2 separate regions of the Mus musculus genome follow, and region 2 is linked to region 1. The links are chromatin loops, found by intact Hi-C in ENCODE. Cell type or tissue: gastrocnemius. All regions are shown on one strand.

Region 1 (8,000 bases):
GGTCTTACACGTAGCCCAGGGTGGCCTTGAACTCATGGGGATCCTCCTGCCTCAGCCTCCCCAGTATTAGTGTTAGGCATAAGTCTGCCCAATGGTTCATGCTCAGCTCAAGTCAGTGTTTTGGCGTGTGTGTGTGTGTGTGTGTGTGTGTGTGTGTGTGTGTGTGTGTCCTTAATTCTTATTGTGAAAGAGACATAGCTCGTTTGGGCAAGATACACAGCCTTGTTTTGCACATTATATAGAGAGGCTCCCAGGCCTCCCTGCTGAGTCCTTGGCCAGTTAAAGTAAAGCAGGCAGAAGCCTCCTGAGGACCCATTTCTCACTTTGGAGATGTCATAGTGAACTCTGGGTGCTGCCGTCAGAGAAGACATCTCATTGATGAGCAAAAGATAATATGGAGAGCCCAACCTGGGCCTTTTTGGGGGTTCCCCTGGCACTGGAAGGGCTGTGATGACACCATTTGCTTTCCCCCTGGCTGTCGTAGGTGTGTGGGCAGGTGCTTTGGGAGGAGGGGGCTCTGCAGCACATCCGCCCACCCCACTGATTCCACAGGAGCAGAATTGAAAACACCCCTGAGTGGACATCTTGGTAAAGCCACGAGTGAACAGCGAGTGGGGGCGTACACCTGTAATCCCAACACTTGGGAGGTAGAGGCAGAGGCAGGTGCTTCTCTGTGAGTTGGAGGCCAGCCTGGTCTACAGAGTGAGTCCCAGGACAGCTAGGACTACCCAGAGAAACACTGTTTCAAAAAACAAAAACAAAAACAAAAACAAAAGCAAAAAGTCACAAGTGGAGCCAACCAGGTGTCTATGGTGCACAGCTGTAATCCCAAAACTTGGGAGATAGAGGCAGTCGGATCAGGAATTCAAAATCAGGAGGTCAGCGTGCAATACACGAGACACTAACTCATAAAAAGCCAAATAGGATGACGGGATGTCAGCAAGAAAAGGGGCTTGTCCCACAAGCCTGGTGACCCGTGTTCCATCCCCCCAAACCATGCAAAGGTGGGAGGGGAAAATTGACTTTAGAAATTCCTCCGTCTTCCGCAGGAGTTCTCCATGCCCCCTCCTCCTCCCCTCCCTCTCCCTCTCCTCCCCTCCCCCCCCCATAGTAGTTATAAAATTCTTAAAAAGCTAAACAAACAAACAACCCACCTCAGTGGCCAGAGGCTAGTGAGGACTCCCAGGTTCACCCTCTCTCTTACCGTTTGGGCACCAGGAAGAAGAAATCCCTTCTCTTTGGTCATCTTCTAGCGCCACCTGGTGGCCAACTTTTCAAATAGCAACGGCGCTTTCAATAGACTTGGTCAGAGGGAGCTTCAACAAATGCAGTCAAGGCAAAAATGGTCTTTGGGGCAAGGGCCAGCTATGGTAGCGCTTCCCCCAGATGATTTCAACATGAGCCAGGGTGGAGAGTCGCTATGATACCATAGGTAGGTTTTTTGTTTCTCTAAACACCAGCAAGGAAGGGTGAGTGCGATGGATGGGAGACACCCCAGGCGCCTTCCACAGAGCTTTACTTCGCTGGTGTGGAATCTCCCTTCATTGCTAAGGGCTCAGAGGCCTTCAAACCAGTGGACAGTGACCACCGGAATGGAGCACCGCGCAGATCACCCACGGAGCCCATGATAGACCCTCACATCATTGTCTGTGCTGTTTCACTAATTCCCAGTTTTCATTCAGAGCCTTTATTAATTTATTTTATGTCTTTATTTTTGGGCTAATATCTTGTCCTGTTATTTAACGTGGTGTGTGTGTGTGTGTGTGTGTGTGTGTGTGTGTTAGTCACACGTGAGCATGAGCACATTTGCCCTGGCATAGATGTGAAGGGTCAGGAATCAGCCCTGTCCTACAGTGTGTTCTGGGGATTGACCTCAGGCCCTCAGGCTTCTGTGGCAAGCACTTTACCCACTGGGCCGTCCTGTCAGCCTTACTTTGAGCCAGGGTCTCTACTGAATCTGGAGCTTATCGGTTCAAGACCAGCATATCTTTCAGAGAATACAATTTAATTTACTATGTATAACATAGTTAAGTTGCTGGCCCCAAATATCCTTCTGAAAAACAAATGTCCTAGTATCTGGTACTTTTTATCTTTATTTTTCTTTTCTTTTTTTCTTTCTCTTTTTTTTTGTTTATTTTTGTTTATTTTTTGTGGATTTTGTTGTCATTTTGTTTTGGAGAAAGAGTTTCTCTGTAACAGCCCTTGCTGTCCTGGAACTCTATGGACTAGGCTGGCCTTGAACTCACAGAGCTGCCCCCTCACCCCATGGCGTTCTGATATAAAACAAATGTGCCACCATGCCCGGCCCTTGTGGGTTTTTTTTGTTTTGTTTTTGTTTTTGTTTTTGAGGCAGTGGTCTCACCACGTATCTCTGGCTGTCCTGGAATTCACTCTGTAGATCAAGCTTGCCTCACTCACAGAGATCTGCCTTCCTCTGCCTCTGCCTCCCCAGAGCTGGAATTAAAGGTGTACACCACTAGCAGTGGCTAGCTAGAATATTGTTATTTTTATGTTTTAGTTATTTGTTTGTCTGCTTATATATTTGGTGGTGGTGGGAGGGTTTGGGTCTACATGAATATGAAAATCAGAGGACATTTGGGACCCACCCTTTGGATTCCAAGGAGTAAGCTGATCCCAGCTGTCAAGCTTGACAGGAAGCATCCCTACCCACTAAGCCACCCCACCACCCCTACATTTGTTTCTTTATGCTGCTCTGAATTAGCACACATTTGGTGGTCCAAAGAAACACCATTTTGAGTCAGGAGTGTTGGTACACACCTAGAATCCCAACCCTTTCGAGACAGGAGCAAGAGGATGACCAAGGCCGCTCCGGGCCACATTAAGTATGAGGCCATCCACGCCTATAGCCTGAGACCCTGTCTCAACAAGACCAAACAATATTTACAGTGCTGGCAGCCAGAAACCTAAAATGGCTTCCCTGGGTAGGCACAAAAGTGTCGTCAGGCAGGCTTCCTCCCTGGCTCTCAGGGATATCCTTATGTTTGTCTTCTTCAGCCTGAGGAGTTATGGTTCCTGCCATGTAGCCTCTTCCTCCAACTTCAAAGCCAGCAGGTGACGTCTTCTCTTGTCACTGGAGCTTCTTCAGAGCAGGCGCTCCTGTCTCCCTGTGTGAGGACACAGATGAGTAGACACGGGGGCGGTCCCATGAGATAAGGAATTCCTATTGCCTCTGGGTGAGGGGGTAGCACACACTTTTAATCCCAGCACTGGAGAGGCAGAAGCAGGTGGATCTCTGGAGGCTCCTGGTCTACAGAGCGAGTTCCAGGACAGTCAGAGCTACATAGAGAAGCCCTGTCCCAAGGAATCCAAAGAAGAATTCCCATTGCCTCCATGTGGTCTATCACATGCAACACATCGATCCCCTATCCATAGTGATGTAGTGCAGGCACACCCACTGAACTGCTAGTAACGGAAAAATAGAACGCACGGGGTGCTGGAGAGATAGCTCAGTGGTTAGGAGTGCTTGCTGCACGTGCAGAGAGCAGAGCTTGGCTTCCAGAACCCATATCTCTGGCCCCACACTCCATCATGGCTGTTAAAGTCGATCTCTGTCTGTGCCATTCTATCTTAGTCTCTCAGTTGTCCCCAAGACCATACTTCTCACTTCACAGAGACATCATCTCTCTCTGAAGCCTGATCTCCTGGAAGGAAGGCAAGGACTTTGGCATGCCTGGTCCCTCCAAGGTCCGGCACAGAGGCCTGCCCATGCCCCCCCCCCCCAGCATTATCCCTTGATTGGCTTCAGGAAGGTAAGGTTTATTCTGGTTTGAGGGTACTCCGTTGTGGTGGGGAAGGCTTGGGGGCAGGAGTGTGTGGATTCTAGTCACACTGCATCTGCGGGTAGGAGATGGGAAGGGGTGCCAGTGGTCGGTTTGCTCTTTCCTTTCCTCCTGTTTGATTCAGTCTTGCCCTCCCCCCCCCCCCCCGCGTCCCTGCCCCCAGTCATGGGATGGTACCGCCTACATCCAGGGTCTTCCCTCCTCTGTGCAACCGCCACACACGGGTGTGTTTCCTAGGTGATTCCAAACCCAGGCAGGTTGACAATGAAGATTAATTATGACAGCCTCCTACACCCAACCTGTGAAGATCAAAAATACCTCAAGAGGTTGCTAAAATGCTCCCCAGAAGCAAGGACTGAATCTCCTTTGGGATCGGGTCAGAGAGCCATCAGAACACGCTATTGGGGATGAAAGGCAACCCTAATCGTTTTCTTACTGGCCCCACTTTCCTCATCAGGAAAAAAGTGCACTGATGCCTGCAGGAAAATGAATTTTCTTCAAGAGATCACACAGGCTTCCAAGCAAGCAACCTGGGGTGGTGCTGCCACCTCTTGGTGAGTGGGTGGAAGTACATCCGTGGGCGTGGTTGGCAAGCTATTGCTACCTAGTAAGAGCCTCTCTATCTCTGCCAGGGAGCCCAAGTAAAGGCCAGGCAGAGTGGACAGAAATAGAGGAGTCAGCAAACACAGGGAATTTTATATCAATCAGTGGTGTTGAGAAGAAACCTGGTCTAGGTTCAATTCGCCCCTTTTCCTGTATCATTATGTATCTCCGACAAGAAAAGGACACCAAGAGCGATTTGCCCCACAATAGCTGCCCTTGACTAGATTGGTGGGCGTCCCAGAGGCTGTCCCCTCCCCCAAGATTGGCCTCTGTGGAAATCAGGAGGGTGGCGCAGCCAATGGTCGCACCTAGATCCGCCATCTTCCCCAGAGGCCACGCCTCCTCCGCCCTTTCCCCAGTTACAGCTAGAAACTCAGCTTCAGTCCGTGAAGTCTACGATTTCCACTTCATCTAATTCATTTGACCCACTGCCACCTTCATCTTAAGCCCGGCTTCCCTGGGACTGTACTTTAGTCTTCCATGACTCTGGCTGCAGTGTTCATGGGGCTGTATTCAGCTGTGTTTGGCTACGCCTAGAATCTTCTATGAGACTGCTACAGATTACATTCCTGTAGCATTCCTCTTTGGAGGAAAATGGGGTGAAGACGCTGCTAGGGGCCTTTCTCAGCTTCTTTTTAATTTTGATTTTCTTCTTCCTCTTCCTCTTCCTCTTCCTCCTCCTCCTCCTCCTCCTCCTCTTCTTCTTCTTCTTCTTCTTCTTCTTCTTCTTCTTCTTCTTCTTCTTCATGTATTTATTTATTATATGCAAGTACACTGTAGCTGTCTTCAGACATACCAGAAGAGGGCATCAGATCTCATTACAGATGGTTGTGAGCCACCATGTGGTTGCTAGGATTTGAACTCAGGATCTTCAGATGAGCAGTTGGTGCTCTTAACCTTAACCTCTGAGCCATCTCTCCAGCCCTTTTTTCTTCTTCTTAAACATAGTCTCATTGCATAACACTGACTGGGCTAGAACTTGCCATGTAGACCAGGCTAGCCTCAAACTCAGAGATCCAACTGCCTCTGTCTCCTGAGTGCTGGGTTTAAATGTGGGTCCAGTCAGTCTTCATTTTTGTTTTGTTTCGCTTTGCTTTTATGAGAAAATATCTCACGTGGTCCAGACTTCAACCTTTCTCTGACCTTGAACTCCTGATCATCCTTCCTGTACTCCAGAGTGCCTGGGTCACAGGCATGTGACACTGTGGCCAGTCTTTACATGCTATTTCTACGGCATTTTGAGCAAAGTCTATCTAATCCTTTGATTATTAGTTTTGCAAGGGCAGCGGCGGCACCCGATTCTCCCATATCCTGTTCTGGCTCAGTTCTTAGTGCTGGGGAGCAAGACTTTCAGTGGAAGCTGAGTGAGCGAGGGACATCTGAGGGAGAGGGACAGGACAGAAGCTGAGAGATGTCCGGGCATAGGTGTGCTTCCTCCTACCATGCAGGTCCCAGACCCTGAAGAAGGTACAGGGCTGTGGTGGTTTAAATGGGAATGGCTGCCAACAAGGGTGAGCACACACACACACACACACACACACACACACACACCTGCACATATGCCCCTGCACACACACTAAATTGTTGAGGTTTGGTTTTGGTATGTATTGTAATACTAAATACTGGTTCCCAGGGACAAGAGAATCTGCACACACATAAGAGATACCATGTAATCTTGCTCCCCAAGTTATCCCTGATTGGTGAATAAAGATGCCTACAGCCTATAACTGGACAGAAGAAAGATAGGTGGGGTTTGGGTTCCCGGGCTTGGAGTCTGAGGAGAGACCACAAGGAGGGAGTCTTAGATGGAGAGAGGGAAGATACTATGGGATAAATGAGTCATGAAAATATGGCCTTGAGGGCTGGCCAACTGGAGTTAAGAGCAGCCCAGATGGAACATGACAAGTTATAACTCGGGGTTATTGACAGGGAAGTAGATATAAAAGCTTAAAGGGTAGATATTTGCCCAGCTGTAGTGCATTAAGGGCTTATTATAAATATAAAGGTTGTGTGTCGGGGGCTGGAGAGATGGCTCAGCGGTTAAGAGCACTGACTGCTCTTCCAGAGGTCCTGAGTTCTATTCCCAGTAACCACATGGTGGCTCACAACCATCTGTAATGGGATCCAATGTCCTCTTCTGCTGTGTCTGACAGCTACAGTGTACTCATATAAATAAAATAAATACATCTTAAAAAAAAAAAAAAAGGTTGTGTGTCTTTTATCTGGGAACTGAATGATCACAGGCAGGGTAGGAACCCCCAGTTGAGATTGAATACTTACTACAACACTAAATATTTAGAAATACTAATTTATTTTTATCTTATATGCCTGAACATCTTGCCTGCATGTACATAAATGCCCCATGTGTGCACCTAGTCCCTGAAGAGGCCAGAAGAGGGCGCCAGATCTCCTGGAACTGGGGTGTAGATGGTTGTGAGTCACCATGTGGATGCTAGGAACAAAATCTGGGTCCTCTGCGAGAGCAACAAGCGTTTTTAACTGCTGAGCCATTTCTCTAACCCCATAAAAGAATGTGGCTTGTTGTTGTTGTTGTTGTTGGGTTGTTTGGGACAACCTCTCTACTATGCAGACCAAGCTGGCTTTGCTCAAACTCAGAGATCCATCTGCCTCTGCCTCCCAAGTGATGGGATTAAATACATGTATCTTCACACCCAGCCTAATTTTTTTTTTTAATATCCTGAAGCTCTCAGAATGGTGGGGCATGCACTTAGGATGCTGAGGCAGGGCAAGGTCTAGTTCAAAGCCACCCTGGATACAGAGGGATCCTTATTCCCAAGATAGGAAAGGAGAAAGGGTTCTGAAATGTCTTTTCACACAGGCCGAGTGTGGCGATGCACGCTTGTAGTCCCGACACTCCATAGGCAGAAGTATTGCCACAAATTAGAGGCCAACTGAGCCACGCAACTCGGGCCTCAAAAGGCTAAACCACTAGAGGACACCGCAGAATGTAGAGCTGAAAGCAGCCACACTCTGACTTTCTTTCCTTTTCTCTTGCTAAGGGCGCACTCTCCTCTGGGCCGGCTGTTCTCAGGGACCTTGAGGGGCTTTGGGTGTGTGTGTGGAGGGGGGGTTTGTGAGTAACGGCAACACTCATGGTAGAAGTGGAGACCCTCAAACAGGGCCACGGTCCACCTGCAGCTACCCAGCCCTCCTCCCAGGCCTCCCAGGTATGAATCCTTTGAGAATCTACTTCTCTTCACTTCTCTTGGCCAAGTTGGCCACAGTGGCAATCTCCTTCAACCCCAGCATCCCAGAGGCAGAGGCAGATAGATCTCTGTGAGTTCAAAGCCATTCTGGGAGTTCTAAACTAGCCAGGGCTATGTACTGAGGTCCTATCTCAAAAATAAAATAAAATTAAATAATAATTAAAAAAAAACAAGAGCAAAACAACAACAAAAAAACCATTAACAACAAAACACAAAATTGGGACTGTTTTGTGAGACAGGGTGCTCAGGCTAGCCTGGGACTCACCTTGAGCTCCTGATTCTCCAGTTTGTACCTCCCAAGTGCTGAGATTATAGGAATGTGCTAGGTTTGTTTGTTTGTTTTTATGACCGCATCTCATTCTGTTGCCCA
Region 2 (8,000 bases), 530 kb before region 1:
CACGGGAGAGTGGCCTCAAGGGTCTTACTACAGAGATCACGGATTGTTATGCAGAGCTTCAGGTATGGGCAAAGGGTGACCTTACATGACAACGGTGAGGAAACCCAAAGTCTAACCTGCTGCCATATTCCTGTAGAATCAGGCAGTTGAATCTCTAGAAACCCCAACAAGTTTCATAGGGTACCCATGCATTGCACATACACCTGCACAGCACTCTGCTACACGCACGCACACAGTCCGACACCCATGCCCGGGAACCTGGGTGGTTGGCTTCTCCAACAAACCTGAGGCCCTTAACTCACTCTCTCGCCTTTCACAAAATCAGAGCCCATTTAATAAAGTAAACGAGCATTCTATCTTTCTTTTACTTGTTTCAAAATACACTTATGATACAGAAAAATACTTTCCTTGCACATTAGCCTGTATCCTGTGATGAGGAAATGAGGTGGAAGGGGTACGTTAGCCAGAACGAGTCACAGAGTCCTTTCTCCCTCTCTAGAGAGGGGTTGTGGGTGAGGGCAAGAGTGGGCATTGCCTCAGGCCTGGAAAAGGTGCCTTGGTCATAGTGTGGCAAAACCATCTACACCCGAGACAGTGTGGCCTGGGAGGAACTAGGGAGAGGTTATGGGACATCCGCATCCTCCCTGCAGCCTGATGGACATCTTAGGAGTGGAGACAGCTGCTGGATGAAGACTGCCGTGGGCTCGGTCTACTGAAGGGGTCACAGACAACAACTGGGCTTCCCTCCCTCCCCCTGCAGCGTTTGATTGTTCTTTAAGCCCCCATGCCCTTCGTGTCCCACAGGTCAGACCACCAGGCAGTTCAGCAGATGAAATTGCGACCCGAAGTGACTCAAAGCACAGGTGAGAGGAAGGTCTGTTCAGAGGCAGTAAACAAGAGACGGGGCGGGGGATGCCGACGTCGACTGAGTTGTCACTACTACCGAGACGGGCAGGCAGACTAAGTCTATGTGGTAGCCGATGCCATCCGGATGCCCAGGATCCTTGGAGCCCACCCCACGCCCTCGGAGTCCATTTGGATAAGACACGTGTGTCCAATCCCCAAACTGAAGTCATTAATCTTTGCTTCTGATTTTGCTCAAACTCACTGTCGTACCTTGATAGTTTTGGAGTCGAGGTGGGTGAAGGTCCCGTGTGTTTTGCTCTTTGTGTATCTAAGTGGTGGCAATGGGGGAACCACGCTGGATTCACAGTCAGGGTTCTCCCCCCCTCAAAAGGGGGAGGGAGTCCTCAAAGTTTAGGACCACACTCACAGCGGCTCAGCCCAGGGACCGTAAACCAACAGCAGCAGCAGCAGCGGCGGCCTCCTCTGAGGCCTTGGGCCCTTTCTCTGTAGGTGTGTGCAATAACCGAGTCTCTGAACTTTGTTGCTAACCAATTCCTTTGAAGAGGAAGTTCAAGTCGACAGTTGTCAGGTCCGGGCTGTGCTGTGTATTATGGTCAAAAGATTCTTTGGCATTCTCAGAATGATTCGACTGGTTCACTGGACTTTTGCAAGGTTCTGGTTGGAGAAGTTCTGGCTTTCCCAGTGGCAGAAGTGACCCAAGAGTAATTCATAAAAGAAAAAAAAAAATGTTTTCACGGAATTCCTTTGTTCCCTGAGCTATCTATCACCCTGGGGCCACTCCATCAAAACTCTTCAGTACTACCTGGGGGCTTGGAGGAGGAAGGATTTGGGAAGGAGTAGGAAGGGGGGGCGTACAGTAGGGAAGGAAAGGGGTTAAGGCGCTAAGGGACAGAGTAATCCAGGAAGATCCAGCAACATTCAACCAGCCACAGCAGGCCAGCCTCGGCCTGCCCTGGGCCCCGGGATCCCACTACACTTGTTGGAAGGATGTTTCCACCAGGAAACCGAAGAGGAAGCTCATCTCTTAGCAGGACTAGGAAACGTCAAAAGGCAAACGGTCTGGTCTGGCCAGCTCCATAATGGAGACGGCAAGACTGTGGCCGAGACTGGCCCCAAAGGAAGAAAGAAGGAAGTTAGAGCCCCAGAGTGATTCTCTGCAGTGGGCTGATCTGAGCCCCAAGTCCCGGGCTGGGCACTGGCCCTCCCTTGGAGCCCTCCACCTGTACACGGGGAGGACCGTTTGGGGAGTCCCCTGAGTAAAGAACACAGCTCAGGAAGGATCCAGGGAACCCTTTCTCAGAGCTGCTTGGGCTGGGCACTGGCAGGGACAGAGCAGCAAGGGAGGAGGGGTTGCGGGCGGGCGGGAGGGCGGGCCTCAGATGGTGTGGGCTACTCAGGAGCCAGTGGGCCCCCTGCGCCCCCTCAGTGCTTTCTCATAGAGACTCGTTGTGCTTGTGACAGTGAATAGACTGGCTGGGTATCACTTGTTATATACTTCCTTACGGATCAGCGGAGTGCAGCAGGACACCTCCCCACCCAAAATGGACCCCAGTGCAACCTGGGGGGACAAGGCGGGGCAGGCCCTGGGATGGCCCATCTGCCATGAAATAATGCCCAAACGACAGTCTGTGTCACCCAATGGCAGTGGGCAGGAGCCCTGAGCTCTCTCCCTCACCTTGTCTACATCAAGCCAGAAGCCCAGCGATGTGGCATGGGCTGGGACCGGGGTGGCACATAGAACCTGGTATAGTCCCCCGTGGCCGGGGCCACGGGAGGAATCCTAATGTCCTAGGCCAGCACAGAGGAAAGACAACGGGGTGGAATTCAGAACTCTCTCTATATTAAAAATAAAACCACGACAGAGTGGTGGGTCTGAGACACTCAGCAGTTGGAAATGGCAGTTGTGATTGGGCTGAGGCCTTGTAGGGGGACCAGGGCAGGGCCTGGGTGAATTAGGAGGCCAGCACCCCCATGCGAACCACCTCCTCTGCCCCTGCCTCCCTGGAAGCTCGTTGTACCCCACTGTCCTCTGCCTCTACCTCAGAATCGCTCATCTCCTCATCAGAGAAGTAGCCGTCAGCCTCGGTGTCAAAATGCAGGCTGACCTTTGGCCTCTCGGCCACAGCAGACGGTAGTCCTGTCCCAGCATCGGATCTAGCACCCGGAGATTTCCGACTGACCTTCATCTCTCGGGGTGGCCGGAGCCTGCCCAAGGGTTTGGGGCTCACTGTAGGGCCAGGCACTTGGACATTTAAGTCGGAAGCCATGGGGGCTGTCTTGTCTAGTATCTCGGAGGCCAGTGGTGGAGGGCTTTCCAGTGTTGCTGGGACTGGACAGTCCCCAGCTGCAGGGCTGGACGGCAAATGAGAAGACGTCCTCCGTGGTGGCTTCCTCATGGGTGGTCCTTGCGTCCCCTTGCCATCCTGGGCCCAGGCCTTCTTGGGTTGCTTGTCTGGAGTGGTCCGTGCACTGGGCCCATCCTGCAGCGGGGATGGTTTCTTCTTGGCAGGCAGGCGAGTGCGGCCTCGGGCCTTTCTGGCAGGGTCACCAGGTCGTAGCGAGGGGTCCCTCATGAAGCTGAGCAGCGTCTCCTCATCTTGTAGCAATTCCTCTGACAGCAGACCTGGAGCAGGATCCTCCCGGTGCCCACTGTTCAAAGACCACTCGCTCATGGCCATGTCCTCTGCTGTGATCTGAACCGACTGTGCCAACCAGCTGTTGAAGAAAGTGCCGTCGATGGGGAACGAGGTGGATAGACCTGATGAATGGGAGACAGGAGGCAGGTGAGATGCCACAGGTGTGTGAGCTCAAGACAACCGACCCACCCAGGCAAGCCATCCTGTTCTGTCCACGCATCCCACCAGTGCCACCAAGTAGCAGAGGCCAGCCCCTGCTCACCAGGTTGGCTGACCCCAGGACCAGCTTTTTAAATTGTGGAGTGGAAAGGAGGAAGTGGTGAGTTAGTTCCTTGTTCAAACAGTAAGCATTTCAGTGGCAAGAGCAGACCGGCCAGCAGGGGGCGCTGCATCTTTACAGGCAGTGCCTCCAACAGCCTGCAGGAAACACCTGATAGAGCGAGCTCCCAGGGTGGCCAGGACCTTCAGTTTTGGGCCCGGTTTTACTGAGATAAATTGTGGCAGTGACTAGGGAACCTGATGTCACTTTTCTTGGTCTCTGGGTGGCTCAAGAAAGGTCAGCAGGTTTGTGTGGCTGGGTTGAGGGGGCAAGGCACAAAGAGCGGTGGAGACTCAGGAAGGGTGGAACAGGGATAAAGACCTCGCGAGCAGTGTAGTCCTGCCCACTCAGCATAGAGGTGATTTCCAGGGACCTCTGGGGGCATCCAGCACCCTGGCAAGGGCAGCTCCAGAGCTGGCAGAGCTCTATCTAGCCAGAGTGTCTTGGGATCTCTTGTGCGTGAGACGGAGCCACTGTGAGCCCTGGAAGAGGAAGGGCCTAAGCGGTCCGTCTCTGCTTCACGCTGCTTGGCCCTCTTCTGGGTGAAGTTGAAAATGGTAAAGTCAGCGTCTGCCAGGACACAAGGGCCCCTCACTTACCCAGCTGCCCCAGCACAGACTCGGGCCCAGCCTTCACTTTCTCTTTCTTCTCAGGGCTGCTGCCCTTGGGACCCTCTCGGCCTTTCCTTTTTGAATCATTCTTCTTGCCCTTTGACCTCCTCCCAGAAGGCTCTGTGTTGGAGAAAGAGTTAAACCTGAGTGGCTGCCTATGGGTCGTCTATCAACTGGGTCTACCAACAGTGGTACCAAGGTCAGAGTCAGTGTGGCAGAAACCGGGGCAGCGGGGGCAGCCCACAGCTCTATGAAGGATAGAGGAAGGCATAATAAGTCCTTGTGGGACCTAGACTTCAAAGTGCACTACGAACTGGACTACAAACCCCACAGACCCTGGAGAGTTCTACTGAGTGGAAAAGGTGACTGGATGCTATATGGACCAAATGCTAGGGTAAGGAGCTGGACATAGGGCAGAGAATCGTGATGTGGACATAAGAGGCTTAGACTCTGGGCCTGACACCACAGCCAAGCTCCTTGCCTCAGCCTCCAGTCCTGTTTGTGCAGCCAAGCACAAGACAGGAGGTGCGGGTTCTGTATGTGGTCCTTTGCCCTTTGGTCTGCAAAAGATGAGTCCCCGGCTGCTCAGCAGGGGCAGGGAGGCAGGAAGGCTTCTGGGAATAATGTCAAAAGAAGGCAGAGCTCTGTGTTCTGAGCTCTTCTCAGTCCCCAGAGCCTCTAATTAGACCTCAGTCTCCCGGCCTGTAACTCAGACCCCACACCTAGTATTACAAGGCCCCTAGACCGTCCATGTGTCACCCTGGTTACAGCCTTACATGTTTGTCTCACCCTGGTTACAGCCTTACATGTCTGTCTCACCTTGGTTACAGCCCTCCATGTCTCACCCTGGTTACCCTACAGCCTCCTTAAGCCCCTCTCTCCTCCATGTGCATCAACTTTAGGCATTGGCAATGCAATGCTCTTAACAATGGTTCCTACTCACAAGGAGCTTGAAGGGTCCTCAGACTCTAGGTTAGGGTGCAGACCCTCTGGTGTATAGGAGACCATGACAGAAGGTGCTATTCCTACCGTGCTGCCCTCAGCCTCCTTGAACACTGACACTTGTGTGTGGTCTCTAAGTACAGTAGAGTTCCCCTCATCGCTTCCACCCCGTGTGCCATGATTGACTGCACAGCCTGGGACCCCACTTTCCTCTCTTCTGGACTTGGGTAGGCTTCATGACTGTCAGTTCCATGGGGCCGTGACCTACGCTGACCTCTGTCATTAGCAACAGTCATTTTCTTCTCTCTTTTTGTCCCCTTTGATTACGCTGGGTTTGACTCCCAGCACCTGCACGGTGGCACGTGACCATCTGTAACTCCAGTCCCAGGGGATCTGACCTTCATAGGCAGACACCAGGGACACATGTATCACATGTACAAATATGCAGACAACACCTATGTAAACTAACTATGTGTAAGAAAGTGGTTCTTACATAGTCCAGGATGGTCTCGAACTCTCTAAGTAGCAGTGCATAACCTGGAATTCTTGATCTTCCTGCCTCTACCTCCCAAGGGTTAGAATTAGATGTGTGTTTGCACCATCTGGTTTTAGCCAGTGCTGGGGATCAAACCCAGGGAGGCTTCATGCCCTATAAAGTAAGCTACATTCCCAGTTCCTCAGAGGCCACAAGAGGGCGCTGGATGCCCTGGAACTGGAGGTATAGACAGTTGTGAGCTACCACATGGGTGCCAGCAATTGAAGCCATAGCCACTGGAGGAGCAGCCAGTACTAAATCCCTGAACCTCCAGACCCCCTCCTCTACAGGTATGTACTGCCACACTTGGCTTTGATGAATGCTGGCGATCCCAAAGGGTAAATGGAGCAACTCAGCTACGGGCAGAAAAGGGGCAACCATTCCCTCTGAAGACTCGCAGCAGCACTCCCTCCTCTTCTCACGTCCCAGAATGACCCACAAGCTGAGTCGGTAGCGGCAGGCATATCTCCAAAGCTCTCTCTACCTAGCTGCCTTCTGCTGTGTATGTTCAACGTCTGAGTGTAAATAATGTTCCTGTGTGGGGGGGTGCGTGTTAAGCTTATCTTCCCTTCACATGTCCAGACTCCATAACTATCCAATTAAGCCAATGTCAACACCTTTGCTCCTGGTTTCTCGATCTGCTAAATGCATGTTATACCTAAAGGATAGAAGACACATCTGATCAGAGCCTGAGTTTCATCACATGACACCACAGAGAGGGCGACACAGCCACATCTCCACACAGCTGCCTTCCTGAAGACTGAACCCTACGCTTACCAGGGTTCAGGGGAGCTGGCCAGCTCTGACCTGTCTTGAGCCCAGCAGAGTCAGGAAGACTGTGGTCTGCACCTGTCCTTGTGCAAGCTAAGCCACTGTGGATGGAACTGGGCTATCCCAGTGATGCCCCTGAGGGTAGAGGCTTGAAAGCCACAGTCCAAACTCTGTTTTCTCGCCTATCAGCACAACCACGGCCTTCACTGGTTCCCACGTGGATCTGTTATGTCCGTGAGAAGGAACCTGACTGAAGGGTTCTGGTCCCAGGCCCTTCCAGGCCGCATAGACACATCTTCCCAGCAGGGGGCGCCGTGCCTACCTCTGCAAAGGTCTTGCTCAATAAGTTTCATCTGTAGATGGAATATCTGCTCCTGAAGTTTACAGATGGTGTGTTTCGTTCTCTCCCGTCTTGTCACCATGTAGCACAGGTTCCTTACCTGAAGGGACACAGGAGAGATTTCTCACCTCACCTACTGCTGGCCATCTCAAGGGGCCTCGCCGCTGGGAAAAAAAGCAGTGTTTTGAACACCAGCCACTGCTGCTGCCTCCCCTCTGCCTTAAGACAATTGAGAATTCACCCCGAAACCCTGAGCATGCAGGGAGTATCTGGTCTCGAGCTGGCAACCCTCTCTTCCTGCCTAACACCCGCCTTTCCCAGCAAAGCAACTCTGCAGCAGATACAACCATCATGGCAAAACGCAGGCATGTCCCAAGGCACAGGTATCACTGTACTTTCAAATGAACACAATCTGGCAAAATAGCTTTTCCAAGTCTACCTGCTATCCCGGGACCTGAGCCAGGGCCTTGCCCCCTGGGCCAATGCTCCCATATCCACAGCAACATGATGCCTGACTTTATAAAGGACAGCAGCCCCTGACTCCCTTGGGCCAGCTGGTTAGAGTCCCTACAGTAGGCTTTGAAGTCATCTGGCTTAGCCCAGAGGACGGGCACACATTCTTCAGGTTGGCTGGCAGGATATGAAGTGGACCTGTCACTGCCTGTTCAGGGTTCCTCTATCCCCTAAGGACTGCTCTCTCACATACTTCCAGGCTTCAGCCCTGGAGACGCTCCCTCCATCTGGTATCACCTTTGGGCTCATGTGGAGTTTTCCAGAAACAGGGACAGTTACTGACCATAGCTGCTCAGCCTGGATCCTATTCCCACTCAGGCCTCCCTTTACACAGTTGCCAGGTGGTCTTCAGGTCTTACTTAGCTGCCTGAGTTACCTTTAATTAAGAGCTTCTCCTTCCAGCCAGGTGTGGTGGCGCACGCCTTTAATCCCAGCACTTGGCAGGCAGAGGCAGGCAGATTTCTGA

The links. A loop is a pair of places that touch in the nucleus more often than their neighbours do. Peaks named below come from ENCODE experiments on the same cell type or tissue, not always from the same donor. Only the 100,000 strongest peaks of a DNase experiment are listed, where the experiment ranks them.
Region 2: a loop joins it to region 1, with 3.0 times the contacts of the local background. A loop is called at or near these places in 3 of 42 quality-filtered maps.

Annotation. Positions count from the first base shown.
Region 1 is chr11:52,342,100-52,350,099 of GRCm38, forward strand. No RefSeq gene overlaps it. Among named protein-coding and RNA genes, the nearest start is that of Gm51894, 12 kb to the right of the region's middle. In gastrocnemius, CTCF peaks have their summits at 1,277 (motif pointing left), 4,364 (motif pointing left) and 6,794 (motif pointing right); DNase peaks (open chromatin) are centred at 1,258, 4,356 and 4,691; H3K4me3 peaks cover 597 bases; H3K27ac peaks cover 548 bases.
Region 2 is chr11:51,814,076-51,822,075 of GRCm38, forward strand. It overlaps Jade2 (jade family PHD finger 2), which reads right to left. Exons shown (of 13, transcript NM_001357588.2): 11 at 7,004-7,121; 12 at 4,422-4,553; 13 at 1-3,625. The coding sequence ends at 2,820. Among named protein-coding and RNA genes, the nearest start is that of Gm30110, 37 kb to the right of the region's middle. In gastrocnemius, CTCF peaks have their summits at 3,871 (motif pointing right), 6,068 (motif pointing right) and 6,974 (motif pointing right); DNase peaks (open chromatin) are centred at 3,425, 3,886, 6,081 and 6,984; H3K27ac peaks cover 311 bases.